7 separate regions of the Mus musculus genome follow, and all the other regions are linked to region 1. Evidence: chromatin loops called from intact Hi-C (ENCODE). Cell type or tissue: left cerebral cortex. All regions are shown on one strand.

Region 1 (4,000 bases):
CAGGGTAGCGAGGCGGTCGGTGCCCACGGGGACTGCGCAGCTGTGGCCCCCGAGGAGCGAAGGTCCTGGTTTGACGACCACGGGCGCCCCCTCCATGTCACCCCCAGCACAACTTGGACAGGCAAAGTGGAAAGGTGGAGAGCAGGTCAGGTCCCAGCAGAGACACACAGAGCCTCAGGCGCGGCGGCAAGGGAGGGTGTAGGCAGGGTTGCCGGGGACGCGCAGGAAACTTACCTCCTTCGGCCGGCGTGCTGGAGCCTTGGCGGCCGAGACCAGTTGCGCCACCGCGGGCAAGTTGTCGGGATGTCGTGGGTTCTCCGGTGGCTGCAGCGGGCGGCGGGCGGCGGGCGGGGCGGAGCCGGAGCAGCGCCGGGGGGTGGGGTGGGGGGGCGGGCAGGTGCCGGGCCCTGCCGCGGGGCCACACTGGGCTCGGACGCGCGGCGACGGGGACGCGCGGCTGCGAGTGTGCAATGCGCGCGCGCCGCGGCCGGTGTGCGTGTCCCCGCGTTCCCCTTCCTTCCCGCCGCTCCTCTGGTCGGCAGAACGGCAAGCGGACCACTAGGACCAGACAGCGCCGGGTGGCGCGGCGAGGCGAGATCGGGGGATGGAGGCCGAGGAGTGGCGGTGCCCCGCAGCCACGGGCCCCCGCACGGCGCGCCGGAGTCCGAGCGGGGCGGGCAGCGAGCAGGCTGCACGGCGGCCGCGACTCCGGGAGGCTGCAGGCCCCGCCCGCCGGCCGCCCAGGCTCTTCCCCTTTTCTCTCCACCCTCTGCTCTGTCCCGCACGCCCTGCAAGGAAGCCAGACCGGTTTGCAGCAGCAGAGCAGCCCGCAGTCGGACCTAACGCTCTAGTCGGTGCGTGGGAGATTGTGCGCCCGGGCCACTGTGCAGCCAGGACTCAGAGCAGGGGTGAAGCGGCTCCCTGAGATTAGCGGGATCCTCCAAAGCTCCAGAGCTTCTGGGAGCTTCTCAGAGTCTCGAAGCCTCACTGCTGTGGACTGTGTTGGGGTAGGGCGTGCCGCTGCCAGTGTCCCTGGCCACCAGTCGGGCAATGCCAGACTTGACTCCTCTTCCTTGAGGAGCCAGCACTTAAGCAAGCAGAGCCCTCCCCTATACCCCCTTTATCAGGAAGGGACGCGCAAAGGTTCTGAGACCACACTTGTCTCCCTTCTAAGGATAGCAGGTGCTCTCAAGAAGGACGATCTATCCAACAGGTTAGGGATGGGCTAGTGAGGGGTCCCGCGCCATTGAGCTACAATGGGGGCGCGCCTGCTGGAGCCACTTGGAATCTCACTAGGTTAGTTTAGCTTCGAAGAGGGTAGGGGCTAGATCTAAGGATCCGTTTGGAGTTGTGCTGTTCTGAACGCTAAAATTAAATTTATCTAACAGGCACAGGAAGAGAGCGACTCCCTCCCAGTTGGGTCGAAGCAAGTGGTACAGTTCAGCTTTATCACTTCCTTCCACTTTCCCCTCCTCAGACAAAACAAAACACTTGTGGGAAAGAAAACTTGCGTTCTGTCAGAGGAAGACCAGCATTTGATGACCCTTGCTTGAGGACACTCCCTTGAGGCTCTACAAAGAGCACCTGCAGGCAGTTTTGAAATCTTTTAACAACCCCACCCCCAACCCCAACTCGAGTGAATTTGTGGTGGTTTAGTATCACCCTGGAATGAAGCATAAAAATTCCTTTATAACAAAAAATGCATTGTTCTTAAAGTTTTATTCACGTAAAGCTGACAAATCAAATAGATGTGTATTGTTAGGGACGGTATCTCCAGTGTTCTTCCAGGTGTGTGTGGCCGCTACTAGCGATTTAAGGCATCACTAACTTAGGACTTGGGTCCAAGCATTCTGGACTTATTAAAGCACAGAGTAAGAACATGTGTGTGGTCCAGCTTGCACGCTTTTCAGATGAGAAAACCGTAGCCCTAAGACATCCAGTAACTCACAGGCGAGGACACAGTTTTCCTTACTCTTAGTCCTTGAACAAAAAGTAACAGCAATACTGACTTAACAGAGTTCAAGATGGGGCCAGTGGAGGGGGCAGCAGAGAAAGAGCAGCGGATCAAAGATCAAAGAACCTTGCAACCAACTGCTGTGAATCACTGTATAGGGGGCAGCATCTCACCGCTCTGAGTCGCGGGCTGGCTGGAATCTGGGGCTGGGGAAATCAGTCTCCCTGTCGCGTGCCTCAGACTTCCACTCTGAACTTCAAGGAGTGGGAAGTGGATTTGCTTCCCAGAGAGGCGATGCCATAGGGGATATGAAAACAGGCGAAGCCAAATCTGAATGACCTCTCAGTGGATCAAAAGCGCTCAGAGGCGTTAGACTCCCACACCCCAATCCTGCACAGCTGCTTTCTCCATTAGAACCTAATCTCCCAGGCAAACAACCTTGGGCTTCTGGTAGAGAAGTCCCAAAGCCAACTGCTTACAGGACATTTGTAGAGATAACACGGTGAAACTGGACTCTAAGAATTTCCCCACGAGCCTTATACCCCATTGTTAGTTCCATGTATGAAAGACAAAACAAAACAAAACAATCCTTCCTGATCTACTTATATCGGTGGGATTTCAGGAAAGCCATCCTCTATTGGAAATGAAAGATCATCAATGTCACTAGCAATAGTGACTTGGCCAGAAAAATCGTGAAACCTATTTAAAAACTAGAAAATAATCATTTAAACAAAGTCTTAAAATTATTATTTATTTCCATACAGAGGAGACATGTATGTTTCTTATAGCAGATATAACAACAACAACAACAACAACAAAACAAAAACAATAATGGCTCCCAAGTAATAGCTTCCCTCTATCCAAGGCTTTTCCTCCTGGAATCTACCACATGATCTACTTTGGCCAATGGAGTAAGTACACTCATGATATAATGGTAGTCTTCAAAACTGTGCATTTCTGTATCAGCTCTTGGAATTCTGCCATTCCCAGGAGAACAAGACCTACCTCTAGACAAAGACCATTGCTGGAGGAAGTACATCACTGGGGGTGGGCTTTGAGGGTTTATAGCCTCACCTTACTTCTCTCTCTCTCTCTCTCTCTCTCTCTCTCTCTCTCTCTCTCTCTCTCTCTGGTTTTTTGAGACAGGGTTTCTATGTGTAGCAAGAGCTGAGTCACCAGCGGGGGTCACCTTGGCTAGCCAGCCCTCCTTTGTTTTCAGAGGAACAAGCAAGTCCCAGTGAGCTTAGTCAGGCTTGGTCCAGATCAACAGACCGTATATACGCAAACCATAGGCTCATAACAAATACTAAGTAGCTACTGCTGTAGACAACTACTTCAGTTATTTACTGCTTCATGACAAACTGCTTCACCTCATGAGAAACACAGTATCGGCTGCTTTACTGGAAACTCACTTGGCTTTATTCACCAGGCAGCTAGACAGAGTTGCAGGGTGCTAGAAGGCTTTGCTCACATAGCAGGTAACTTGGTCCTCAGTGATATAACTAACTTCTTACTGCCCAGATAGCTGACTTGGGTTTCTCTGCAGCAAGGCACCCCTACTTCTTCTGTGCATCTAATTTCTAAAAGGGGGTGGCTAGAAACTGCCAGGTATTGTGAAGCCTGAACGTGGAAGTTCTCTGTTATTGTCAACTCTGGGTAGTTTATCTACTGTGTAGACTGCAGCCAGGGAATCAAAAACATAAGAACCCCAGGGGAAAGGGTTGTAGCCATTGACATGGGACAGTAGCGCCTTTGCCTTCCACAACGTTAGAGTTGCCTTCTTCTCATGGAAATATAATTGCTAACCAGACAAAAGGGCTTACATGTTTTGTATAGCTTGATTTTTCTAATTGCAGAGGGCTGATTTACCCCCAAGGACCCTGTGCTCTCTAATTTCAAGTTCACTCTTAACATTGACCACATCTGAAATCTGATGTCTACTTTCCTTTTTTGTTTGTTTAATCTTCCTTTACTCTTTTCTATTTCTTCTGATCACTCTCTCTTCCTCCCTCAGCTCCCCCGCCTTCTCCTTTCTCCTTCCTGCCC
Region 2 (4,000 bases), 260 kb before region 1:
TTGGGAGATGGGGAACTGAATCCAGTGCTGATATCATTTGACAAAGAGCCCAGGCTTTGGTTCCTGGCTGCTTTGTCATCAGCATGAAGGGCTATCCCCAGCCACACTAGAGCTAAGGACATTGTGAAGCCGAAGGCTCACCAGGCCCTGTCTGTGGAAGTACGGAGAGGTAGTGCTGCTTTCTACTGGAGTACACGATGGTTGTCATGGGCTAACCCATGTCCCTCTAAGGTGGAGGCCCCTAACTGTCATTCACCCAGAGTATGGCCTTGTTTGGAGACAGGGTCTTTACAGAGGAGATCTGTTTAAATGAGATGGTAGATTAGGTCCTATTTCATCAGGACGAGTGTCCTACTAGAGCAATGGTTCTTTTTTTTTTTTAATTTATTTATTTATTTATTATATGTAAGTACATTGTAGCTGTCTTCAGACACTCCAGAAGAGGGGGTCAGATCTTGTTACGGATGGTTGTGAGCCACCATGTGGTTGCTGGGATTTGAACTCTGGACCTTCGGAAGAGCAGTCGGGTGCTCTAACCCACTGAGCCATCTCACCAGCCCGAGCAATGGTTCTTAATCAGCGGGTTGTGACCCTTTGGGTGGGGGTGGGGCACAAATGACCCTTTCACAGGTGTTGCCTAAGACCATCAAAAAAAAACCCACAGATGTTTACATTATAATTCATAACAGTAGCAAAATTACAGTTATGAAGTAGCAATGAAAATAATTTTATTTGTTGGGACATCACCACAATATGAATTGTATTAAAGGGTCATGGTATTAGGAAGGTTGAGAACTACTGTTCTAGACACAGGGAGTTTGGACCACACAGACACACACAGAGTAGACATTGTGTAGACCCAGGGAGTAGACAGTTATCTGTAAGCCAAGTAGAGAGGCCTACACAGATTCTCTGGAAATGGAGCTAGGGACCCCACTGACACCTGACTGTGAACTAACTCCCAGTCTATAGAGACACGAAAGAAGACCTTCCTACACTCTAAAGTGACTTATCCTAGTGCTTGGCTGTGACAGCTCTAGCAAAAAGAAACAGTGGCCAGGAGCCCCACGGATTTAAAGAATACTCTTGTCTTTAAATTATCCATATTTTCATTTTATTATATTTAATCCTACTCCCCTAAGCAGGATAGGTCACAGACAGCATAAGGGAGGCCTGGAGCACTGGGTGTTTGTTGCTACTATGTTACACTTGCTGACGCTTCTCGGCCTTTTGGCTAAGATCAAGTGTTACCCTTGCTGTCTCAACTGCAGAAGTGGCATTTTCTATGCTGGATTAAAGGGTCAAGAGGAGGCTTTCCCAGAGACTAAAGTGGGTGAGAAGCGCATGCTGGAGTCTGAGAGATGAGCCTCTCTCCTCTCTGTTTTGCACGATTCTAACTGCAGCCTCCAGGCCAACCTGAGACGGCAGATGCTAGGCCTGTGGTATGAGATGCCTTTGATGCCCAAAGACTCTGCTACCTGATGAGCTGAGATGCATTATGCTGGAAGAATGTGGTCAAGTGCACCAAGAGGAAACAGGTTATTGAGCCCCATACTCACTCTTCATTAGGTTTCAATAGAGCCTTCAGTCACTCCCCCAGACCCATGGGCAGAGCTGCCTTTTCACCAGTAGGTGGCAGCAGAGGGTTTGTGGAAAGGAGGGACACCGATCAGTGAGTTTGTGGCTGTCAATCATAGGGGCTTGCTTTCAGAATCAGAGGAAAAGTGATTCCGACTACCAGTAAACATATGAAGCCCAGAGAGGTTGCAAGCACAGGTAGCGATCTGTCCTCACATCCGCTCTGGGAGCAAGGCACTGTGGGTATGTTGTGTTCAGACCCAGGGCCTCTAGGAGGTGACACATTTCTGTTGCTTAAGCCACACAGTTTGTGATAATTTCTTACAGCAGGAGAGTAATACAGGCCAACAAACAAAGGAAAGCCAGGCCTTCAGGCTCCTCCCCTGGACCCCTTCTCATGTACTGTCAGACTTGGTCAGCTTTGTTTATATTTTTAAATTTTATTTTATTATTTTATATGCATACGTATTTGTCTGCATGTGTATCTGTGCATGTTTGGTGCCTGGAGAGGCCAGAAGAGGGCACTAGATCCCCTAGACCTGGAGTAACCTAGACCTGGGAATCCAGCTCCCTCGGGAGAGGCAGTGGGAATGCCAGAGTTTCCAATCAACACCCCCTGGGGCAGCCGGTACTGGCTTAAGCAGGTAAAGATTAGAGACCCTTACTGATGCGGTGTGGCCGGGGAGGCATCATTCACCTCCAAGCCTAAGGATTCAAGTTCAGAAACTCAGCTTCTTTTTGCCAAAGCCCCTGCTTTGAGTTTTCTAAGACCCCTGTGACCTAATTTGTTGAGCGTTTGTCTTGGTATTTTCTCAGGCTTTCCTCCCACACCATGGCGTGGCAGCTGTTTATTCAACCACGCTCACTTCTTTGCCACCCTTCTTCCCATGATCAAAGGGTAGCATTAACAACCCCAAACACACCGAATAATCAAGCTGTCCAAGGGCTGACAGTAGGTCAGCACACTAATCTCCAATACTAGTATGGCAGAGAATTGGGGGTGGGGTGGGGTTTAACTGTTTCTTTTCCTTACATGCAGTTATTTTTGCACTTCAAACAGCCATTTTGCAGAAGCACTTTCACAGATAAAGGGCGTGTTATTGAGAGGATGCTAATGTGGCCAGTGTAAAGGCAATGGGATTGAGTAACAGAAGGAGAGAAGTCGCTGTTGGGTGGCAGCCATCCTTTAGATTTCTCTGTTAATAAGAATGCAATTCCTTCACCTCTCACTGACAACCCGTTCCCTGGGAGCCACGAAAGGGCACTCTCTCCCACTCCATTTCCCAGTGGGAATGGCTTTTTGTTGGTTCCCCTCCCCAGGCAGGCTGCCTTAGCATCCCAGGGTGACAGGCAGCATCGGGGGCTGATATCCACGCGACCATCCCGCTAGGAGAACGGCAGAAGCTCGCATTTCCCATCAGTGCGGCCCACTCAGTTCTGTTGTTTGCTTTTCAATACCCCAATCTGTGGCTCATCAGCTCAGCATTCAACAGGAAACATCTTTGGTCACACTGGATAAAGCCATCTTAAAAAACCATCTCCCTTGGATTTGAATATTTGCAAATGAGCCAGGAAGCCGAGGGGTGTACAGTGTGAAGGTGAAGGACCTCTGGAAAGCAGTGTTGGGCGAAACATTGGTAGGACCTGAATTAAATGCCTGAATACTGAATGATGAAACTGTTATCTCTCCTCAGAGGTCAACCATCCTTTTAAATTCCAGTTCAAGTTACAGAGAAAAGTCACAAGGCCTCTGTAAGCCCAAAGGCACAACTTTGGGTGGATCCCTAAAAGGAAATCTCAGGTTACCCAATACACACAAATCAATGTGGTGTAAGTCTGCATATTTCACAGGGATATAAATTAAATACTTAGTTTGGATCAGTTGACCACAAAGTGGGTTAGGATATCACTACTAAGAAGGAAACATCGAATCTTCAAGGGAAAAGCCTCACAAGAGACCTCACACTACACTGGGTGACGTCACCAAAGAGAATGTCATCCCAGAAGCCTTCAGGGCCGTTCAATTAAAGATGGCTGGGATAGAAATGGTTGGGATCCAGAGCTTTCGAATTAGGTCAAAAAGAAAGGAGAGAGAAGTTGCGCAGGCCAGACTGGATTTTCTTTATCATTCTTCCATAATGTAGAGGCAAATGAAGTCACTGATGGGTAGGCAAGAAGCTGAGTCTTCCCAGTTGTAGGACAACATTAAAAAATAATAAAATATCTCCAGCAAGAAAGCACACCCCAGAACTACAAATTAATGGTGTCTAATGTTCTAGACGTATTGCCTTAAAGTTTAAGTGAACCGTAATGCTGTGTGTGTGTGTGTGGGGGGGGGGCGGTTAGAGAAACTGCAGAGTTTGGGGAATGACTGTCCCTTCTTTGGAGAGCCAACCGTGTGCGACTGACTCCCTCTGATTCA
Region 3 (4,000 bases), 80 kb before region 1:
GACTATACCCAAAAGAATGCACTTTCTGGTTAAAAATGTTTTCACAAAGAAACTTGTCATTTCTGTACTTGTATTAGTGTGATTTACCAGAGTTACTATGAAAAGTGTTAGAAAATGTCCGTAAATATTTACTTTATATACTGAATTTTAAAACATTTGCTGCAAGTGCTATTTCTCCTTTTGTCGTTTTTCCCTCCCATCCACCTTTCTGCCTAGGACATTAAATACCAAGGGCTCCTGGGTAAACTAGACAACCAATGGACTGATATGACTAACATTCTTTTTAAAGCTGTAAGTAGGTAAATTCTTCAGTAGATGTAAAATAGCAACCATTGAAAACACCAAAAATTAGTGTGCCATGAACTATGGAATTTTAAAACATCAGTTTACTAAACTGAAATTCAACATTTATATTTTCATCAGAACTTAATAATCCCATAAATAAATAGAGCTCTCAATTATTTAAAAAATCAAGGGATAACATATGTATTTAGACATATTAGCAGCGTAAAATGTATGCTTCAACACACTTATTGATAAAAAGTCCGAAAATATTACTACACTGAATTCAAGGGCATCCCCAGGAACCTGACATAGAAATTCTCTAGAATAACATTTCAGGAATTTCCAAAAAGAGGGAAGAGTCAAATAGGAAACGGCTTTAACGTAATCGACAAAGTTCAGTGCTTGCTCTAACTTGATTTTTTTCTTTCTTTTTTTTTTTGTTTGTTTTTGTTTTTTTGTCTCTCCATTGGGGGAGGGGGATTCAAGATGAGTGAGTCACTTTGAGGAAAGTTCATCTACTGGAATAAAGGGGGAGGCTGCTTGGGCGGGCGACACAGGAGAGTCGGTGGTAGTGCTGACTTTCGCTGGTGAGTTACAGGAAGATCCGGCACTGCTGCTGTTTCCATCCAGGGTATCGGAAGATACGCACACACCGGGGTCTGACAGCTGTGCAACGTCAGAAGACAGCATGTTGGTGATGCCCTGGAAAAATCTCTTTGGCTGATAATCAGTTTCCATTTCACATTTTCTTTTCAATGGTCCAAGAACACTTGGTCTAATGCAGTTGATGGGACTCTGGCTTCTCCGGGTGGTAAATCGGGTGGTTGGGCTGGGAATGGGACTTGGAGGCAGTCCGTTGCTACTCACAAAACTTTGCAAGGACGGTGAGAAACACTGCTTCCCAATTCCCCGGGTCGGGGACGGTGCCGGAGACACCGGAATGAAATCGATGCGCTTCGGGGAGGCGGATTTCTCCACGTCGTTGTCACTCAGGCTGAAACTTTCCTCCCAGGAGTGGCTTATCTGCATTGCGGTCTGCACCTCGCGCTCGTGAACGGTCTCTCGGTTGATCAGGTCCATGCCCTCCTCCTGTTTGATCTGGTGCAGGCGGCTGCTGTGCATTCGGACCGGCGAGGCCGGGAGCAGCAGGCCGTGGCGGCTCGGGAACGTCGTGCTGTTCCGTCTGGCGCTGGGCGCCTCGGCCTGGAACACCGGCGACGAGTCGCTGAGGCCGTGGATCAGGGGGGCGCTGTTAGACCTCCGCAGGCCCCCGCCGCCAGGGCCGCCGCCCTCCGCCGGGCTCGCGCCCGCGGGCAACTCCAGGTCCAGCTCCATCTTCTCCTGAGCCATGGCGCGGCCGGGAGGCGGGGGCGGTGCTCAGTCAGGGCCCTGGGACTCCCATTCCCCGCGGCCCAAGGCCGCCGCCGCCGCCGCCGCCTTCGAGAATCTGTCAGCGGGTTCGCGCCTCTGCGCAGGCGTGCCCCTTCGCGCAGGCGCCCTGGCACGCCCGTTCTCGCGGCGCCAGCTTAGTGCGTCATGGCTGCGGCGCCGCGGCGGGGGCAGGGGGCGAGCAGTGGTTGGGCGACTCCAGTGTTCGTTTCTTCCGCAAATAGTCACTGGGCGCGGGCTCGCGGGAAGGCAGGTTACGGAGGCCGGGGCATTGAGAAGTGTATGTGCTTATGAAGCAAGTGTGAGCTCAGAAAGATAGGCCCTTGGTGATGTGGGGCTTCATGATTGAGCTTGGCCCGGCCTGGTGGGCTTCCCAGAGGGAAGTCTGAAGGAGGCCACGGCGGCGCTTTGTAAAACTGGACTGGAAGCAGGGAGCCACTGCTACCCAGCTAGGTGACAGACAGGAACCAGGAGGACAGGGTTGTTAGCCTGATGGTGGACAAGAGCAAGTTCTGGGCTTTTTTTGAGAACAATGAACTCCCGGGCGTTCTCAAGGAAGCATATTAGGGTACAGGAGCAGCCTTTGGCTGAGGTCTGAGGAAGAAGACATGGGATTAGAACCTACAGGGAAAAGGCCAAAGAGGAGGTTGATTTACACTAGGACAGAATCGGGGAGGGCCAAGAGAGAATAGTAGACTTAAGGCGGTTGGGAGGAAGAAGCTTTGTGACATCTTTTTTAAAAAAGTTGTCATATTTCTGCCGTTAACCGTGCACATACTAATGTTCACTTGGTGTGGGAATCCAATGAAAGAAAAAAAAAAGACACATTCATAGATCAACAGATTTTTAGCTTATGTAATTAATACAAAACTTTGTATCTCATTAACAGGGAAGTTGTATGTGTTCATTTATTCAGTCAAGTCTCCTATTCGGGCATACCTACTTACTATGTACCAGGTACTGTGCTAGGAAATGGACTTGTGTGAGGACATTCAGTTTCTACTGGGTGGGAGTGGGGGATGAGAAAATAGGGGACTTTTGGTGGTATGGCTGGAGGTAGAAGTGGGACGGTGTGGTCAAGCACTACCTATATATAGCCCTTGAGGGGCAGTTGGGCAGAGTTCAGTTGTAAATGACAAATCCTGTGGACTGTGGGAGGTGGGGGCAGGGCCGAGTGTTCCAACCAATGCGAAGGGCCAACATACCCACCCGTCTGGGGAAGAACAAGGAAAGAAAAATCAAGAAGGAGACAGGTGACCTGAGAGGTCAACGGACTGAGCGCCCAGTCCTATGATTATAAGTCCCTGAGCAGTATTAGGCAGGGGAATAATAGGCTTGGGCTTTATCTGTTATGGTTTGAGATGGAGTCTCACTAAGTCATTGCTCAGGCTAATCTCAAACTTCTGGGCTCTAGTGATTCACCTCACTCCCAAAGGAAGTAGGGCTAAGGGCATATCGTGCCACACTCAGCATGGTTTTTGCTTTAAACACCATGGAATGAGCTGAAAGGGGGCCAGAGGCAAGAGTGGAGGCCAGAAGATAGAGTAGAAAGCTGCTACAGAGAGCAGAATACTGGGGTAGGGTTGTAACAGTAGGGAATGGGGAGAAGGGGATCCACTGATGTCATCTGGGATGAGATTTGCCAATAGGTTAAATTTCGGTGTTCAAAGAAATAGGGAGGCGGGGAGGAGATAAGGGATTTTTGGAGGGGAAGCTAAGAAAGGGGATAACATTTGAAATGTAAATAAAACATCTAATTAAAAAACAAAAAAAGAAATAGGTAATTTAGATGGTAATGTCAAATGAATAGGAAAGGTACATGGGGTGGAGGTTGAGTTTTCAGTTTTGGTAGGCTTGAGGAGTTATATATACAAATCTGGCCACTTTGAGCTAAGAGTTTTGTTTTGTTTTCGAGACAGGGTTTCTCTGTGTAGCCCTGGCTGTCCTGGAACTCTCTCTGTAGACCAGGCTGGCCTCGAACTCAGAAATCCGCCTGCCTCTGCCTCCCGAGTGCTGGGATTAAAAGTGTGCGCCACTACGACCAGCTTTGTTTTTGTTTTAAGATACAAAGGTCAGTGACAGTCAGCTTTGCACAGCTTGTTAATGGTGGGAACCAAGACTTGAAGCTAAGTCTCCTGTTTCCCTGCCCATATATCTTTCCACTTGGTCTCAAACAGGTTTTAATTGAAGTTCTTACTAAGTATGGATCCTGAAGATAAAATAACGTTAAGTATTCATACCTGTTAAAGAACTAATTTACACGATGCCATATCCCATTAAATCCTTGCCCACAACAGCATCAGGGGTTAGCTATTATTCCTGATGC
Region 4 (4,000 bases), 77 kb after region 1:
TCCCAATCTGATTGATGTTGAAAACCTGGAAGATTTCTGGAAAGCCACTGGTCCCCAGTCCCAGTGGAAGCTTCGAAATCCTGGTTCTGGTACTGGCTAAGGAATCCGAAGCAGTGATAGGGTAAATCTGCAGGGAGAGGGAAGGCCAAAGGAACAAAAGGCAAGTAAGCTTCCTGCTGCCACACCTTTCTTATCTGGGCTGCTACCAGAAGGTGCCACCCACATAGCAATCAAGTAATCAGGACGATTCCTCAGGTGAGGCTCTGGACTCAGGTGTGGCCTTGGCCAATGGATGTAGAAGTCCCATGGGGCAGCTGGAAGACAGTCTTGCTGTGAAGGTTGGTTTTAATCAACTTGCTAGACTGTCTTCTAGCTGCCTCATAGAAATTCTATATCCATTGGCCAGGACCACACAGGGAAGGACAGAGGGCCCAAGGATAGTCTGACTTACAATGGATCACGAGGCAACTTTTGTTGGTTCTATGTATTTAGGGCTGAACCATATCACTTGGCCTTATAAATACCTCATGTACATTCAATGTAAAGAAGGGGACTGCCCAGCATTTGTATCCTGAAGAGAGGTGGGGTATTTGGCTTCATTGCTCCTTATTGAAACAATGGGAGAGGTCACATCCTCCTGGGTACCAGGAAACACATCAGGAAAGAAAGAGGCCTTCAAAATAGGTCTTGAGCAGTGGGAAGGACATTAGCAGGATTGAAAGAAAAGGTCTGCTTACAAAGTCAGTCTAGAGTCCTTCTCTCATGAGGTTTTATGATAGTTCCTGAAATGAGAGCTTACTGCTTATGAATCTGGCTTGAACAATGATAAAGGTTGCAGAAGACGCTGCTACTGCTTTCTATTCAAAGGCCCAATAGCAAACCATGAAGACGCTCCTATCCAGCCAGACCTGTGAACGAAGCTATGCCCTACACTTACACTGTCCAACTAGTATCATTCTAGACATTCTAGATACCAGTGCCATCCATGTCCCGCTCCCCCTCCCCCACTATACCATCCACATGACTGTACGGCACTGAAATACAGCATCATCACCAGCCATCTGTGGGTACCACGTTGCCTTGGGCTGCGGTTCCAGGTGAAGGGAGGGTACGTACTAAGGTGTAGAGCGACATTTCTGGGCTGGGTGAGTAACACTTTTGCCAGGGTAATTATTCATGTTGTGGGTTATCTTCAATCTCCTTCAATTCCTCCCTGCTATAAAAACCCAGTATCCAGTCAAAAGTCTTAGCTGTGTGCAGAAGAGGTACTCAAAGCATAAATTTCATCATTGTCTTTATCTTTAGCACCAGAGCCCTTTGCAGTCACACTTGGGGAAGCACACTGACTCCCCCAGAGTCCATCGGCAGCTCTATTAAATAGGCACGGATAGAGGTGACTTGTGTGGGAACTGAGTGGGCTACTTTCTTATGGCCCAGGGTGAGAGTTCCTGCCATCTGTACATTCCATATTGACTGGCACTACCTCAGGAGTAAAGCAGTAGGAGATATTTTGCATTCTGAAAGTTTCTTGAGGTGTGGCTGACTTGAGCACACAAAGACAATCTATTTTTCAAACAGTTTTTTGAAGAGCCTGAACAGGAGATAATGATTTTTTTATTGGGTAAGCGGATGTCAGATAGACTCAAATGAGACAGAATCCTGGGTTTGGAGGGCACATTTCCACAGGCTCGGTGCACTCAGTGTAAAGCCCGACTCTTAGGTGAAAGCATCAGGACATCTTCGTAAGCAAATACAAACTTGAAATCTCACAGAAGCACGAGGACCTCGCCGTCTCCCTCTAGTGGTCGAGCTGTGTTTCATCAGGTTGAATCTTGGGATGGGGACTCTGAAGCCCTCTTCTGGAGGGCAGGAGAAGCCTTCTGCATTTCTGAGCTTGCAGATTGGCTACAAAGAAGCCTCCTGACTGACTGAGTGCAAAGCCAAAAAAGGACAGACCTGCAGGAGCCACTGCTAAACACTGAATCCCCTCTATGATAATTTGAGAGTATTTTCTCCTTCAAAGACTACTAAAAGCAGAATAAAATAAATTTTTCCTTTGCTCTTTCAAAATGGCTGAATTTCTTGTCTTTTGTTTGTTTGGGTTTTTGATTCTTAAAACAGGATCTCACTATAGCTAGGCTAGCCTGGAAGTTGCTATATATTCCAGTATGGCCTCAAATCTGTGATCCTCGTGTGTCTGCCATTTGAGGGCTGGAATTATTGACCCATACTGCTGTGTCCAGCTTGTGAATCTTTTAAAAAATAAACACATTTTCTTATTTAGCTATCCTGCGGTGTTGGGCATGCGCTGGTACTTAGCTAGTTTCAGAAGCGTTGTGTCTCATTTCTCAGGTGATTTCTGTAGATAGAAAGACAGCTACAGAGAGCAGATATTATGGGCCTCAGAACACTCCCATGGACTCAGCTTGACATGAGTGACGCCATCTTGCCTCCACAGCTGCCTAAAATAACACTATTCAGTTTTCCTCTGAAGTTTTCCAAGAAACTGTAAGCGAAAGCAACCAACCACCACCACCATCGCCATCTACCAAAACCAACCAACCAAACCATGAGTAGAATGTGGGTCTTTATAGGCAGACCCTGGGGCCGAGAATGTGCCCAGCTCTTTGATATTCTCTTAAGATAGGCCAGGTCCACTCCAGCTAAGGTGAGGTCACTTTCGTCCCAACCCTTCTTTTGTCCCAAGTAATTGGATCCACTTAGTCTTGTTGTCATCCAGGGCCATGTGTTTTTGTCCGTAAGTTCCACGATAAATTGCAGTCTATGAGATCCTGCATCTGTCCCTTTCTTCAGTCTCCGTGTACCTGGGCCTGGGTTTTGCTAAAACATCACTGCAATGTGGGGTAGGTTTTGCAGACAGGAAGTGAGTATCAAAGACCAGCGTGTCTATTTCTGACTTAGAGTCTGTGGAGTTCTGACCACACAGCAGATGGGCACCCATAAGTTTCTTTAGGTATAAAATGGAGTTAGTTCTGGTTTCCTTGAGGGATTATTGTGAGGAGGGACAGAGAGTATGTCAGGTGGTACATCACTTGGTGGCAATACTAACCACCAAGAATAAGCAAGAAAAACTCAGTGTTTATTGTTTATTTCATTATTGTTGCTTGAGACAGGGTCTCCCTATGGCCCTCCGCCTGGCCATGAGCTTGTGAGCATAAGCCCCTAAATGCTGGCCTAACAGCTCTACTCCATTAAGCAAGGTGGACACCTGAAACACGCTCTCTCTCTCTCTCTCTCTCTCTCTCTCTCTCTCTCTCTCTCTGTGTGTGTGTGTGTGTGTGTGTGTGTGTGTCTTTGCTTTCTTTTTTAAACAGTACATAGCTGATATTACCATTTGTTCAAAATCTCAGACTTTTAAAAAGTGGCTCTTACTGGGTGGTGGTGGCACATGTCTTTAATCTCAGCCCTTGGGAGGGAGAGGCAGACAGATCTCTGTGAGTTCCAGGACAGCCAGGGCTACGCAGAGAAACCCTGTCTCAAAACCAAACACACACACAAACAAAAAAATTAAAGCTAATAAACAAAAAACCAAACCAAACAAACAAAAGTCTGGCTCTCACTCTTTACACAAAACCAATAAAGCAAAGAGAGGTGGCTGAGGTCTGCATGTGGCTCTCTCACTTCCTCCCACCCAGCTAACCGGCTGGATGGATGCCGCCTGCAGCCTGCAGGGATTCGAGGATTTCCAAGAAACTGTAAGCGAAAGCAACCAACTGGATTCCTCTCTCCAGTCTTCTCCCTCACTAGTTTGCTGCTTCTCTCTAACAGGACTCCCTAGTCCTGCCTGCATTCTAACCTGGGGCAGAATTAGCAATGAAGACTGTTGCTGTAATCATTCTGCTTTATGTAACAAACTAAATATATTCCACCTTGTGGTTCTCTCTGCAGAGCGCACGTTTCCCTTCTCACCTTCTGTGCTGTGTGCCCGCTGCCAGTTGTGTAGAAAAGAACACTCATTAAAAGCGTTGATTTGTACCTT
Region 5 (4,000 bases), 270 kb before region 1:
GGTGGTGGTGGCGGCGCATGCCTTTAATCCCAGCACTCAGGAGGCAGAGGTAGGCAGATCTCTGTGAGTTCGAGGTCAGCCTGGTCTACAGATCGAGTTCCAGAACAGTCAGAATTACACAGAGAACCCCTGTCTCAGAAAACCAAAAACTAAACTAAACCTAAAAAAATAAAAAAATAGAAAATAAAAAACCCCAAAACCCCTACTGATTAATAAAGTGTGTGAATCAGTTAACTGATATGAGTGTTTTTGAGAATAGGTAAGAAACAGCACTAATTTAAATAATAATTGCTAACTATGAAATGTGTGATGCCCAGAAGAGAGGAGGTTGGGCTTATTTGCTGGGCCTGACTTCCAGCAGCATGCCTTGGGGTCCTAGGAGTCAGCATTTGGGAGAGGGCTCTCATCTCTACAAAACCAAAATTATTCTTGGAGATTTATCTGAGGGGTCACAAAGATAGAGGCAGGTGGTGTGGTTGGAACAACATGTTATTTATTTGTGGATTTTGTTGTTGTTGTTGTTTGCTTTTTGAGACAAGGTCTCACTATACAATCCTGACTGACCTGGAACTTGCTCTGTAGACCAGGCTGGCGTCAGACTCACAGAAATTCATCTGCCTCTGCCTCTCAAGTGCTGGGTTTAAATGTGTCTGTCACCACATTCGGCATGTATGGCAAGTGCTCCATCTTTGAGCCCCATCCTCAGCTCTGAGATATCAGCCTTAGAGGGTGGCTTGTATTGATTAAGGAGTTGGCATAGATGTAGCAGCTGTCCCTCAAGGAAGCTCTGTGCTGTGATAGAAATACACATGGCTTTGTGGGCTCAGCTGCTGTATCTGTACAGCACAGCATTCAACAGGTGAGAAGCATGCTTCTCATGGACACACAAGGGAGTTCAGGACAGGAACTCAGCAGGAAACGAAACAGAGACCATGGGCGGGGGTGTGTTTTGGTGTGTGTGTGTCCCGGGGGAGTGCTGCTTACTAGCTTGCTCCAAATGACTTGCTTAGCCTGCTTTTTATACAACTCAGGACCACCTGCCCTGCAGATGTTAACAATGAAATAGAGATATATAATGAGCTGAAATGTCCTTCAAGTTCCCTGCAGAAAATCTCATTCCCCAATACATTCTGACCAAACTGTATTTGCATCCAGAACCTTGAAAGAAGTGACTAAGGTTGTATAAGGTCATACGACCCCAAATCCAGTGTATATCTGTATTTATGAAGAGAGGGTAAGGTTAGGGCTCTAACTCAATAGTACAAAGCTGTGGGTTCGACACCACATAAAGAAAAACAAGCCAAGTGTAAGCTACCTCCCCACAAGCTGTTGGTAAGAGAGGTTCAAACAGTCTCCCCAACAATACAGACTATTGTCATTGCTCCCGACTGTCCACCAGAACTTGACAAGAAGACCCAATTGCTGCAGACTCCACACACGTTGTACTGCCTGGGGTAGCTGCCGAGTCAGAAGTCAAAGGCCTGAAAACAGCGCTCTACATGTTGATGTGCTGGAGACACAACTAGTAGTCAGTCATAGGTCAAGTGTGGTCATGCTCTCCTTGAGGATTTCTCAATGATGACCCTTTGACCTCCTTGCTGTGGGGTTGCCCCAGTCTGAGTTTCAGCAGCAATCCTAGACTCCAACCACTAGGTGGCAGTAGTGCCCACTCCAGATTAAGTTGCTATACTCTAATGTTTCTAGACACTGCAATATCGTCTCTTGGAGTGTCTGGGGCAAAATTGTCCCCTTCAGTTTCTTTGTGCAAGTTTGAGCTATAGACTTACAGCAATCTCTTTTTCTTACTTCCAAGTTTGAGATAATTTTCATGACATTGTCCAAATTCCTTCAAACTTGGTTCTTATTTATAGTTAGTTTTTTTGAGTCAGGGTCTTGCTAGGAAGCCCAGGCTGGCTTGGAATTCCCTGTTCGCTTGCCTCCAGCTCCTGAGTGCTGGAGTTATAGGCACACACCTCCATGACTGGCTCTATTTCTCATTTCTCAGAGTTTCAGTTTCCTCACTGTCAAATAGAGCAAATGCCTTAGGGCTTTACATAAAGACAGAATAAACAGCTTGTGAGAAATGGAAATCCTCAAGTGTGGGTCACACACATGGTCAGGTGGCTAGTCTTGGTGGTATTTAAGAGGCAAGTTCTATACCCATGACTGCAGAGCACAGAAAACACTCCGTGGGTCTCATCAATCAGTAATCAAGAAAATGCCCTAAAGATTTACCCACAGACCTGTTTGATGCAGGCATTTTCTCAGTTGAAGTTCCCTCTTCCCAGATGATCCTGGGTTGTGCCAAGTTGACAAAACTAGCCGGCACAACACACCTTTCTGTTCCTTACTAGCCCTACAAGTCATTAGAAATAGTGGCCTGTGCTAAGCTCCTTGGCCCCAGGCCACAGTACTCTGTCTCCTTCACCAAGATCTTTTCACCCCTGGAAGGAAGGTCAGGTGGTGGCTGCAGCCTCCTGGTTACCAGGATCCTCTCTGCTACTATTCACACCTAGATCTGATCGCTAGTCCTGGGCTGATTTGCTTTATTTTGAATAGGGGACTCTCATCCTTGCAAATTACATTTCTGTCTTAGTTAGGGTTTTACTGCCATGAATAGGCACCATGACCAAGGCAAGTCTTGTAAAGGGCAATGTATAACAGGGTCAGAGGCTCAGTCCATCATTATCAAAGTGGGAACATGACAGCATCCAGGCAGGCATGATGCAGGCAGAACTGAGAGGTCTACATCTTCATCTGAAGGCTGCTTGCAGAATACTGCTTCCAGGCAGCTAAGATGAGGGTGTTAAAGTCCATACCCAGAGTGACAAGCCTACTCCAACAAGGCCACACCTACTCCAACAGGGCCACATTTTCCAATAGTGCCACTCCCTGGGCTGAGCATATACAAACCATAACAACTCCCAAACTCCCTTCAGTTTGTCCTAAAGTTTCTTTGGGACATGGCAGGAGCAACCTGGGTGGATGAGGATTACAATACAATACATTACAATAACAGACATTATAGCCTGGAGGGCAGTGGTACATCAGAGAAAAGGCTGGTGGCTGTTTCCCCTCTTTCTTGTCTTACCCATGCAGGTGGTATCTCCAGTAGTGACTGGGTTTCCAGTAGTGACTGGGTTTCCTCTGTGATTCCCCTTCTTACTGGGCAAGTCACCTTATTTTAGCCACCATTCCCAGGCTCTGATCCGCCCCCCGCCCCCCTTTCCAAGATCTCTGGTTGTAACAGGCAATGCAGCTTTCTGCTTCGTTTAATTTTTATGAGACTCCACACTTTCTTCTTTCACATCAAGCACCGGTGCAGTGAAATCTCTGCATAAAATTTCCACCACAGTTGTCTTCCAGGCTGGACAGCAACTGTTACCTGTATCTATATTCTGGACATCATAGTCATGTAAAGTCTTTCTTCCGTAGATATTTTCAATTACAGGAGTGTCTTAGTTAGGGTTTTACTGCTGTGAACAGACACCATGACCAAGACAACTCTTATAAGGACAATATTTAATTGGGGCTGGCTTACAGGTTCAGAGGTTCAATCCATCGTCATCAAGGTGAGAACATGGCAGCATCCAGGCAGGCATGGTACAGGCAGAGCTGAGAGTTCTATGTCTTCATCTGAAAGCGGCTAGTGGAGGACTGGCCTCTAGGCAGCTAAAATGAGGGTCTTAATCCCATCCCCACAGTGACACACCTACTCCAGGAAGGTCACATCTCCTAATAGTGCCATTCCCTGGGCCAAGCATATGCAAACCATCACAAGGAGTCTGTTTTTAATCTGACTTCTAGTTTTAATCTCTATTTCACTACCTCACTGCTATTCTTTCTTCTTGCTCAGGCTTGTCTTTCCATCCACCCCACCCCACCCTAGTTCAGCTACCTATCCATCCACCAGTAGGTCAAGTGTCTATAGATCTAAGCCCCATGGTTGCTAATGATACAATGAGTAAGGATGCTGACCATTGTATGAGTTTATAGTCGT
Region 6 (4,000 bases), 64 kb after region 1:
GACATAGACGTCTTGTTCAGGGCTGAGCACTCAATGTATTCTCAGCACTTTGACCATTGTGAGGCTGCATTCTTCGTTGCTCTCTGCACTACAAAAGCGTCTCTGGTCGAAGCTGACAGTGGCACTATCTACAGGAGTAAACACACTCATCTGGGAGGCAATTTGGCTACATTTCCATCTATCAACACATCGGCAGTACATCCCTCAGGCCTGGGACCCTGCCAGCCACAGGCTTTGAACAGGTTTGCAGACCTAGCCCATCCCACAGAGCAGACCACAGATCAAACTGGATAGTGCTTATTTAGCCCCAAAACATTCTTTTCACTATTGACCCGGTGAGCATACTTTGCCTGACGGGTCAGAATTGCACCTGCAGAGTCTGTGATGGTTTGTATTTGCTTGACCCAGGGTGTGGCCTTGTTGGAGTGGGTGTGTCACTGTGGGTGGGGCTTTAATACCCTCATCTTAGCTCTCTCAAAGAGTCTTCTCCTAGCAGCCTTCAGATGAAGATGTAGAACTCTCAGCTCCTCCTGCATCATGCCTGCCTGGATGCTGCCATGCTCCTGCCTTGACAATAATGGACTGAACCTGTGAACCTGTAAGCCAGCCCCAGTTAAATGTCCTTTATAAGAGTTGCCTTGGTCATGGTGTCTGTTCACAGCAGTAAAACCCTAACTAAGACAGGGCCCATAGCTGAGAGAGATTACTGCTGACTTTCCCCTCCCAGCAGCCTACATAGTACTGTCCAGCAGTATGGAAACTTGCCAATAGGGGACTTTCAGCCTCAGCTCCATTTCTGTGATCTCATTTAAAGCATGCAGTGTCTCCAGCAATAGGCTTCATTATCTACTTCTGGTGTCCCGCTCGTGCCTTTGAAGATGTTATGTTCAAAGCACGTAAGCTAGCATGTTGCTAGCATTTTCCTGGCTGGGGGGTTGTTTAGTGTTCACTCCTGATAAGGTTCTAATATGTACAAATTGTGTCCTCATTGGTATAGCACCTAAGGAGCAACCCCTGCCACTGAGCCCCGTTAGTGGGGACATTAACTGATTTTGAGTTGAGCTCTTTACTCGGAGTCCGAGGGAATCCCCTGGCCCCCAGTAAATAGTCTGTAGCAGATACTAATGGTGCCTGCCATTTTGCCTTCTTCATTCTAAACCTTCCCTTTGTGTTATAAGAAGTGATTCTGGAGAAGACACACAATGACTAGATTGTTAAAAAAAAAGGAAAACATCTGGCTTAGCATGCATCGAGAGCCCTTGCATTGATGCATCAAGAATAACATTAGCATGGTGTGGGGATGCTTTCTGGAAGGGGAATACTGGATTTCTTTCATGCATTATTCCTTATATACCATCATCAAAAGAGATGCCCCAGCCAAACCATTTAGGCCAGAACAGCGCAGCCATGACTAAAGGTCCCTGCCAGCACCCACTCTCTGCCATCCGCAAGTTTAAGATCCGTGTGGAGGACAAACATCCACACTGCAGCAGAAAGAACTTCAGACGGAGACTCAGCGAGCTCACAGGCTGACTTCTCCACACAGTCATCTCAACAGCAGGTTTCAACCTGTGGGTCGAATGACCCTTTCTCAGGGTCACCTGAGACCACCAGAAAGCACGGATATTTACATTATGATTCCTACAGCAGAAACCTTACAGTTATGAAGTAGCAACAAAAATAGTTTTATGGTTAGAAGTCACGCATAACGTGAGGAACTGTATTAAAGGGTCACAGCATTAGGAAGGTGGAGGACCACTGGTTTAGGACAAGCATATCATAAACTGGACTCTTCACAGCTCCCACAAACCCTTGCCTGCTGTAGAATTCAAATCAGTGAACAATACCATTGTGTACCCAGATGCCAGGGCCAAAAAATAAATAAATAAATAAAAAAAAAAAAAAAATAAGACGCACCCTTAACTTCTTCCTTTCCTGACTCTAACTAGCAACTTTGGTTGGTTTTACTAACTAGGTTACTAACTAGGTTTTACTAGTTACCTTTGGTTGGTGTTTTAGCACAAAAACAGGACGGGCCGCTTGCCAGAAACCCATTTTGTCCACTTCACACTGTCTCCTCTAACCGGCTTTATTTCAAGCCACACAGATCAACCCAAGGCACAGGTGGCTAGAATATGTCCTTGAAAACATATATGCAAATCACACACGCTCATGCAAACCAGAAATACCTTAAAAATTCCTGGAAATCACCCTGACTTGGCATATCCAGGACACACCTCCAAATTGAGGTTTCTTATTTTAATTGAGATTGGTTTCTACCAGAACAGTCACTACTGGGGCAGGTGGAGCTATTTAAACCTTGAACCACCAGAGGGCGCACCACCACGCCACAACAGGCTTGAGGAATGGGAGAGGTCACGTTTGAAAAACAAAAGAATAATAGATATGTGTCTACACACGCAAAACACCTACACATATAAAATATTAGATATTTATTATTTATCATTCATTTATTTTAAATATTATTTATATCCAAATTTAAATAATAATTCATTATTAGTTTAATGAAATATTTTTGATTTAATTAATTTAAAGTTAATTTATTTTGTTTATTTATACATTATAAATTTATAAGATAAATATGATTTATCTATAGATTATTAATTTAATAATATTTAATTTAATTTATAATTAATTAATTAATAGGCATTTGTTTTAAGTATTTATTATTTAAACCCTATTTTATTTTAATGTGTGTGGGTGTTTTGCCTGCATGAATGTCTGTGTCACATGTGTGTGACGGCTGCCCACGGAGGCCAGGAGGAGGTGTCAGACCCCCTGGAACTGGAGTTACAGTTATTATGGACATGCTCGGGAAATGCCCCCATCCTCTGGAAGGGCTGCAGTGCCCTTAAGCCATTATTTCTTTATTTATTCTGAATTCAAGCCAGCCACCTTCCTCTACTTTTTGCCATATGCATGGATTCAGGCCATACACACACACACACACACACACACACACACACACACACACACATGTTCTTTCTTTTTTCCGAGACAGGGTTTCTCTGTATAGCCCTGGCTGTCCTGGAACTCACTTTGTAGATCAGGCTGGCCTCGAACTCAGAAATCCACCTTCCTCTGCCTCTCAAGTGCTAGGATTAAAGGCGTGCGCCACCACACCCGGCTGGTCTTTCTTATTATTGAATGAAGAAAAGCAACTATGAAACTTCAACTATTCTTTTCCTCAAGGTCAAGCTCCATTTAATATTTTTAAATTATTCATCGTTTGTACGCATGCGTTTGTATTTGTGCATATGCATGTGGAGGCCACAGGTTGGTTTAGCTACACTGACCAACCAGCGAGCACCAGGGGTTCTCAGGTCCCCGCCTCCCCACCACTGAGCCTACAGCACTTGGCTTTTTAATGTGTGTGCTGGGAACCAAACGCAGGTCTCTATGCTTGCATGGCACAACACTCAACTAGCAGAGCCATCTCCCCAGCCCTTCAAACTCCATCTGTAACAGTCTTGTCACATGTCTCAACTTTCCATTTAAGAACTTCCTTTTTTCCCCCAACATAATATATTTATTGATTATTTAGAAACTTCACACACTGCACCATGATCACCCTTGCTTCCCACTCCTCCTAGGTCTGCCTTCTTGGAGCTTGGTCAAGCTCCCAGTGGCCAACCCCTTAAAGATAACTGAGCCTGCCCCCCTCTTCACTTCCTCCGTAGGCCATCTTCTCTGAAGAGCTACACTTAAGCATCTTGATCATACTTTTTAGGGAGTCTCTTCAATGGCTTCCTGTCTAGACTGGTTTGGTCAGGGTTTGGGGGGTGAAGGGGTTGTCACAGAACCCTTCAATGTCTCTCCTTCTCAACTCTGAGTCTGCAGTCATTTATTCCACTACAGAAGATGCTTCCTGCCCACAGCAGCCAACAGCAGCCAGGATCGTGGACTTCCTCCTAGATTTCAGTGGCGTTCCACAGACCACATACTTCAGTACGGTCTCAGGCAGCCATACAGAAAACGG
Region 7 (4,000 bases), 55 kb after region 1:
TTATGCACAGAGATATATACACATCCATCTCATTCTCGTGTCCTTGTCTTTTCATCTTTAAAATGATGGGAAGAGAAGAAATTGTCCCTTAAATAACTCCCATGTATGAGTAAAGCTACACACAGCTCCAGACATTTTCGATAAGTTATCCCCACATCTTATTTGATAGCTTCTCTTTGATTGTACTATATATCGCAGCTCTAGAAGCCTTATAGCTCCTCTGCCAGCATGTGGGAGGAGAAGGTTTTTCTTCTCCTTCTCTCTGTGATCTGTCTCTTCAAAAGATGCTCAGATGAAGGTTGCTGGAAGACCATAGAGCTAACAGATGCTCTCCCATCCGTGGGGGAATGCTGCAGCGTGTAGATCAGAAATCAGTCCTTGAACAAAGATCCCCCCCCCCCCCCCCGCAGACTCATAGCATTGGGACACTGCAGAGAATCTGCTGCCACTCATGGGGACTTTACCTGGTGAGTTGGACTTAGGGTTGTAGACTAAAATACTGTATAGTCACTGAAATCTAGGTTTCAGGTAAAGCCATTTGCTTAAGTTGCATAAGTTAAACATAGTGGCCATGCAGAGGGAGTGTGTGCATCTTAATAGTGTATTCACTTTTATCTTGAACTCAGAATTCATGTGTTGAATCTGGCAGCAGTATTTGGCGTGGATTCTTTTTTTGGTTTGAACCTGAAATGTCTCCCACATTCTTGTGTGAACACCTGGCAGCCTGCTGTTGCTGCTGTTTTAGGAGCTGTGGAGACTGACAGGAAGCAGTGGGTCACTGGGGGGGCGGGGGGGATTTTAAGCCCTGTAGTCTGGTTCTGTTTCTGATCAGCCACAATGTAAGAAGAAGCTGCCTCCTCGTGCCCCAGCCACCAGGTCAATCCCAATGTGATGGGCTATGGTGGACAGTGAAGGTGTGAGCCCAGATGACCTGTTGAACAAGTTGCTGCTGTCTGACATTTTGCCACCGAATGAGGATGGTGGCACAAACTCCCACTGTTACTTTTCCTAGACTCTTCACCAAGCCTCAGGTATAGTGAAAACACACAAACTGTGTTCTTACTGTAGAAATAAAGATGTCAAACTTCAGACTGTTTTGAACATATGAGAAAAATCATGAAGAGATTCATGTGATAGGATGGGTATTCCTTGTTCCCTGTGGTCATGACAGAAACTCGAATGAAAGTCTGGCTCCAAATTTAGAGAAAATGAAGTTGTTTGTTTGTTTGTTTGTTTGCTTGCTTGTTTTCACACTTTTCTTCTTGAAAAAAGAAGATGGGCTTTTTTTCCCCATTTCAAATGTTAAGGTAAATAAAGTATTATTGGATCATCTAGCATTGGAGTAGGATGCCTTGGTTTAGGGATGCCAGTGTTTCCTTGTAGGAACTGGTAGCTATCCTTAACGAAAAGATGCACAGATAGGTAGATATGAAAGGTGGATAGGTAGGTAAGTGGGTAGTTAGGTAGATGATAGATAGATAGATAGATAGATAGATAGATAGATAGATAGATAGATAGATATGCAGACAGACATTGGATTCTGAACATCATGGGCATGTGTTTCTGTGTGCCTCATCATTTCTGAGTGCCAGAAGGGAGCCCTCATTTGGGCTCGGCCTCTATGACAAGCTCTCGGACAAAGGGCAGTGTGAACACAAAGTCAGCTCTGTCTTGGCAGGCTTCCCTGACTACCTGGTCTTCATGCCTCTTCCTAGCATTGTCCCAGCTCCAGCACACACTTAGATACCTCAGCACCTTAGGAGGGAATCAACAGGACACAGTGCTCCCTGGAGGAGAAAGCAAGCAAACTATTTACACAGGGAGATTGAGTCTGATTCATTAACGAACTTGCATTGTTCTAAGATCTCCATGACCGGAGAAACATACCACAACCTTTATTTCCACAGATAAATAAGGTTAAGCCTTAAAAAGACTCAGTAACATATAAAGTAACAGAAAAAGATTCAGTAATTTTTTTAATTGGGTATTTATTTCAATTACATTTCCAATGCTATCCCAAAAGTCCCCCACACGCTCCCCCACCCACTCCCCTACCTACCCACCCCCACTTCTTGGCCCTGGCGTTCCCCTGTACTGAGGCATATAAAGTTTGCACAACCAATGGGCCTCTCTTTCCACTGATGGCCGACTAGGCCATCTTCTGATTCATATGCAGCTAGAGACACGAGCTTGGGGGGAGAGGGGTATTGGTTAGTTCATATTGTTGTTCCACCTATAGGATTGCAGATCCCTTCAGCTCCTTGAGTACTTTCCCTAGCTCCTCCATTGGGGGCCCTGTGATCCATCCAATAGCTGACTGTGAGCATCCACTTCTGTGTTTGCCAGGCCCCGGCATAGTCTCATAAGAGACAGCCATATCTGGGTCCTTTTAGTAAAATCTTGCTAGTGTATGCAATGAAGATTCAGTAATTTATGAAGAGATCAGTTTAACACAAAATGACATTTCTTTTCCATTCTGCCACAATCACTTTTTAAAAAACGGTTGTCTTTGAATGTCTTTGCCCAGCCACCACTATTCTCTAGTGTGCGACACACGATTCAGATGACACACTGATGCCACCTGCTTGGCATCCTCAGGCATCTGATCAAAATTTCACGTTCGTGTTTGAAGTCCCTGCATCAACATCGTTTAATGCTCCCGGTGGCTGTGCAAAGACTTGAGTGGCAGGTTTCAATCAGTGCGGAGAACACTGATAAATATGCTCAGAGCCAAAAGGTGTTTTTCCAGAATCCCCCACCAGTAATTAGAATGCCAATGTCCTCTTTCCTTTGGCAGAGTCAACAGCAGAGAAGACTGTGTGACCCATACAGTATTAGGTGAAAGTCATTATACTCCCAGGAATCAGATTTAGATTAGAAGGACAGCTAAAGAAAGTGGAAAAGTTGGAATTAAAGAAAAAGACACTGTTCAGTCTAATTTGTATTTTGTTCATAGATCCAATCTAGTAAAGATCTCTGTCTCCTCCAAGTATTCAATCTGCTTTGTTACTAATAATAGCGACAATGACGACGACGATGACAACAACCACCACCACCACCACCACCACAACAATAAAATGATTGGTGATAGACTGGCTGAAGAAGTCATAGGCAATGCTCTTCAGTAGCATGCTCAGAGAAATGCTCTGGGGTCCCATGGGAATGAGCAAGAGGCAGTGGTCAGGAGTGTCCTTATTTCCCTCTTGGTCACTGTGCTGTTGAGCAGCATTCAGAGGAGCAGCCATTAAACTCACTCCTGGTGCGGTCGAAGCTGGTCTGTTCTGGCCTCTGTTTACAAAGAAGAAAGAGAGGGCAGGCAGGTGTCCAGAGCATGCATCTAGGAAAGGATGGTTGACCATTGTCTGTAATGGGTGGCTTACCTCAGGTGATAGAACACTGTTCTTTGATTATGTTTCCAAAACCAAGGCACATTCAGTGGTCAACTCTGCCAAGCAGATCCACCCATGTCTCTCTTGTGTATGTGCTTTCCTCTGTTTACTCCAGCAAAGAGCCACAGAATCAGGGTCAATTTGCCTTTCTATTGCCTAAATATCAAAAAGATGCTACCTCCCAACTCATTTAAACCTGCTGTTAGCCTCCCTGGGAAAGACTATCATCAATAGTACCATCAACTGGGGCATAGAGTAGAGAAATATTTCCAAGTCTGGTAAGTGGCAGAGTGGATGTTTCTGATCACTTCACTCTAGTTTTGATTATTGCCAATGCACCGCAAAGCTCTTACCCTTAGCCTCAGTTCTCCTAGTGACTGGAGAATAAAGTTTCCTGAGTGAGAGAGGTGGGGAGGGAGTTTTAGGAGAAGCAGACTGATAGGATGGAGAAGAGAAAATATGCTATGGCTATGCTCTTAACCTCACGGAACAGTTGGAATCAGCTCAAGGAATGGAATTCAAGGCTTCCCAGCGAGATGTTAGGGATCGCCTTAAAGATGGCTAGGTGATTTCAGAGAGAAAAAAAAATCTACTTTAGCAGCTGCCTCATC

The links. Hi-C counts contacts between places; a loop is a spot of excess contacts. Peaks named below come from ENCODE experiments on the same cell type or tissue, not always from the same donor. Only the 100,000 strongest peaks of a DNase experiment are listed, where the experiment ranks them.
Region 2: it touches region 1 in a loop (7-fold over the local background); 16 of 42 quality-filtered maps call a loop at or near these places.
Region 3: a loop joins it to region 1, with 7 times the contacts of the local background. A loop is called at or near these places in 12 of 42 quality-filtered maps.
Region 4: it touches region 1 in a loop (2.3-fold over the local background); 2 of 42 quality-filtered maps call a loop at or near these places.
Region 5: a loop joins it to region 1, with 2.8 times the contacts of the local background. A loop is called at or near these places in 2 of 42 quality-filtered maps.
Region 6: it touches region 1 in a loop (2.2-fold over the local background); 3 of 42 quality-filtered maps call a loop at or near these places.
Region 7: a loop joins it to region 1, with 2.2 times the contacts of the local background. A loop is called at or near these places in 7 of 42 quality-filtered maps.

The regions. Positions count from the first base shown.
Region 1 is chr19:24,555,531-24,559,530 of GRCm38, forward strand. It overlaps Pip5k1b (phosphatidylinositol-4-phosphate 5-kinase, type 1 beta), which reads right to left and starts at 342. Exons shown (of 15, transcript NM_008846.3): 1 at 235-342. It overlaps Gm50341 (predicted gene, 50341), which reads left to right and starts at 802. Exons shown (of 2, transcript NR_169181.1): 1 at 802-854; 2 at 1,478-1,880. In left cerebral cortex, CTCF peaks have their summits at 92, 784, 1,258 and 2,102; DNase peaks (open chromatin) are centred at 223, 542, 727 and 2,063; H3K4me3 peaks cover 1,352 bases; H3K27ac peaks cover 868 bases.
Region 2 is chr19:24,299,457-24,303,456 of GRCm38, forward strand. The region is part of intron 14 of Pip5k1b (phosphatidylinositol-4-phosphate 5-kinase, type 1 beta); the gene reads right to left. Among named protein-coding and RNA genes, the nearest start is that of Fxn, 21 kb to the left of the region's middle. In left cerebral cortex, CTCF peaks have their summits at 1,635 (motif pointing right) and 2,097 (motif pointing right); DNase peaks (open chromatin) are centred at 1,676 and 2,086; H3K4me3 peaks cover 367 bases.
Region 3 is chr19:24,475,722-24,479,721 of GRCm38, forward strand. All of the region lies in intron 1 of Pip5k1b (phosphatidylinositol-4-phosphate 5-kinase, type 1 beta), which reads right to left. Fam122a (family with sequence similarity 122, member A) reads right to left here and starts at 1,753. Exons shown (of 1, transcript NM_026520.3): 1 at 58-1,753. The coding sequence starts at 1,635. The coding sequence ends at 781. In left cerebral cortex, a CTCF peak has its summit at 1,556 (motif pointing left); DNase peaks (open chromatin) are centred at 965 and 1,790; H3K4me3 peaks cover 2,405 bases; H3K27ac peaks cover 1,439 bases.
Region 4 is chr19:24,632,961-24,636,960 of GRCm38, forward strand. No RefSeq gene overlaps it. Among named protein-coding and RNA genes, the nearest start is that of Tmem252, 39 kb to the right of the region's middle. In left cerebral cortex, CTCF peaks have their summits at 1,836 (motif pointing left) and 3,688; DNase peaks (open chromatin) are centred at 1,824 and 3,697.
Region 5 is chr19:24,282,793-24,286,792 of GRCm38, forward strand. No RefSeq gene overlaps it. Among named protein-coding and RNA genes, the nearest start is that of Fxn, 4.2 kb to the left of the region's middle. In left cerebral cortex, a CTCF peak has its summit at 1,652 (motif pointing right); a DNase peak (open chromatin) is centred at 1,644.
Region 6 is chr19:24,619,692-24,623,691 of GRCm38, forward strand. No RefSeq gene overlaps it. Among named protein-coding and RNA genes, the nearest start is that of Tmem252, 52 kb to the right of the region's middle. In left cerebral cortex, a CTCF peak has its summit at 2,330 (motif pointing right); a DNase peak (open chromatin) is centred at 2,310.
Region 7 is chr19:24,611,023-24,615,022 of GRCm38, forward strand. No RefSeq gene overlaps it. Among named protein-coding and RNA genes, the nearest start is that of Gm50341, 57 kb to the left of the region's middle. In left cerebral cortex, a CTCF peak has its summit at 1,800; a DNase peak (open chromatin) is centred at 263.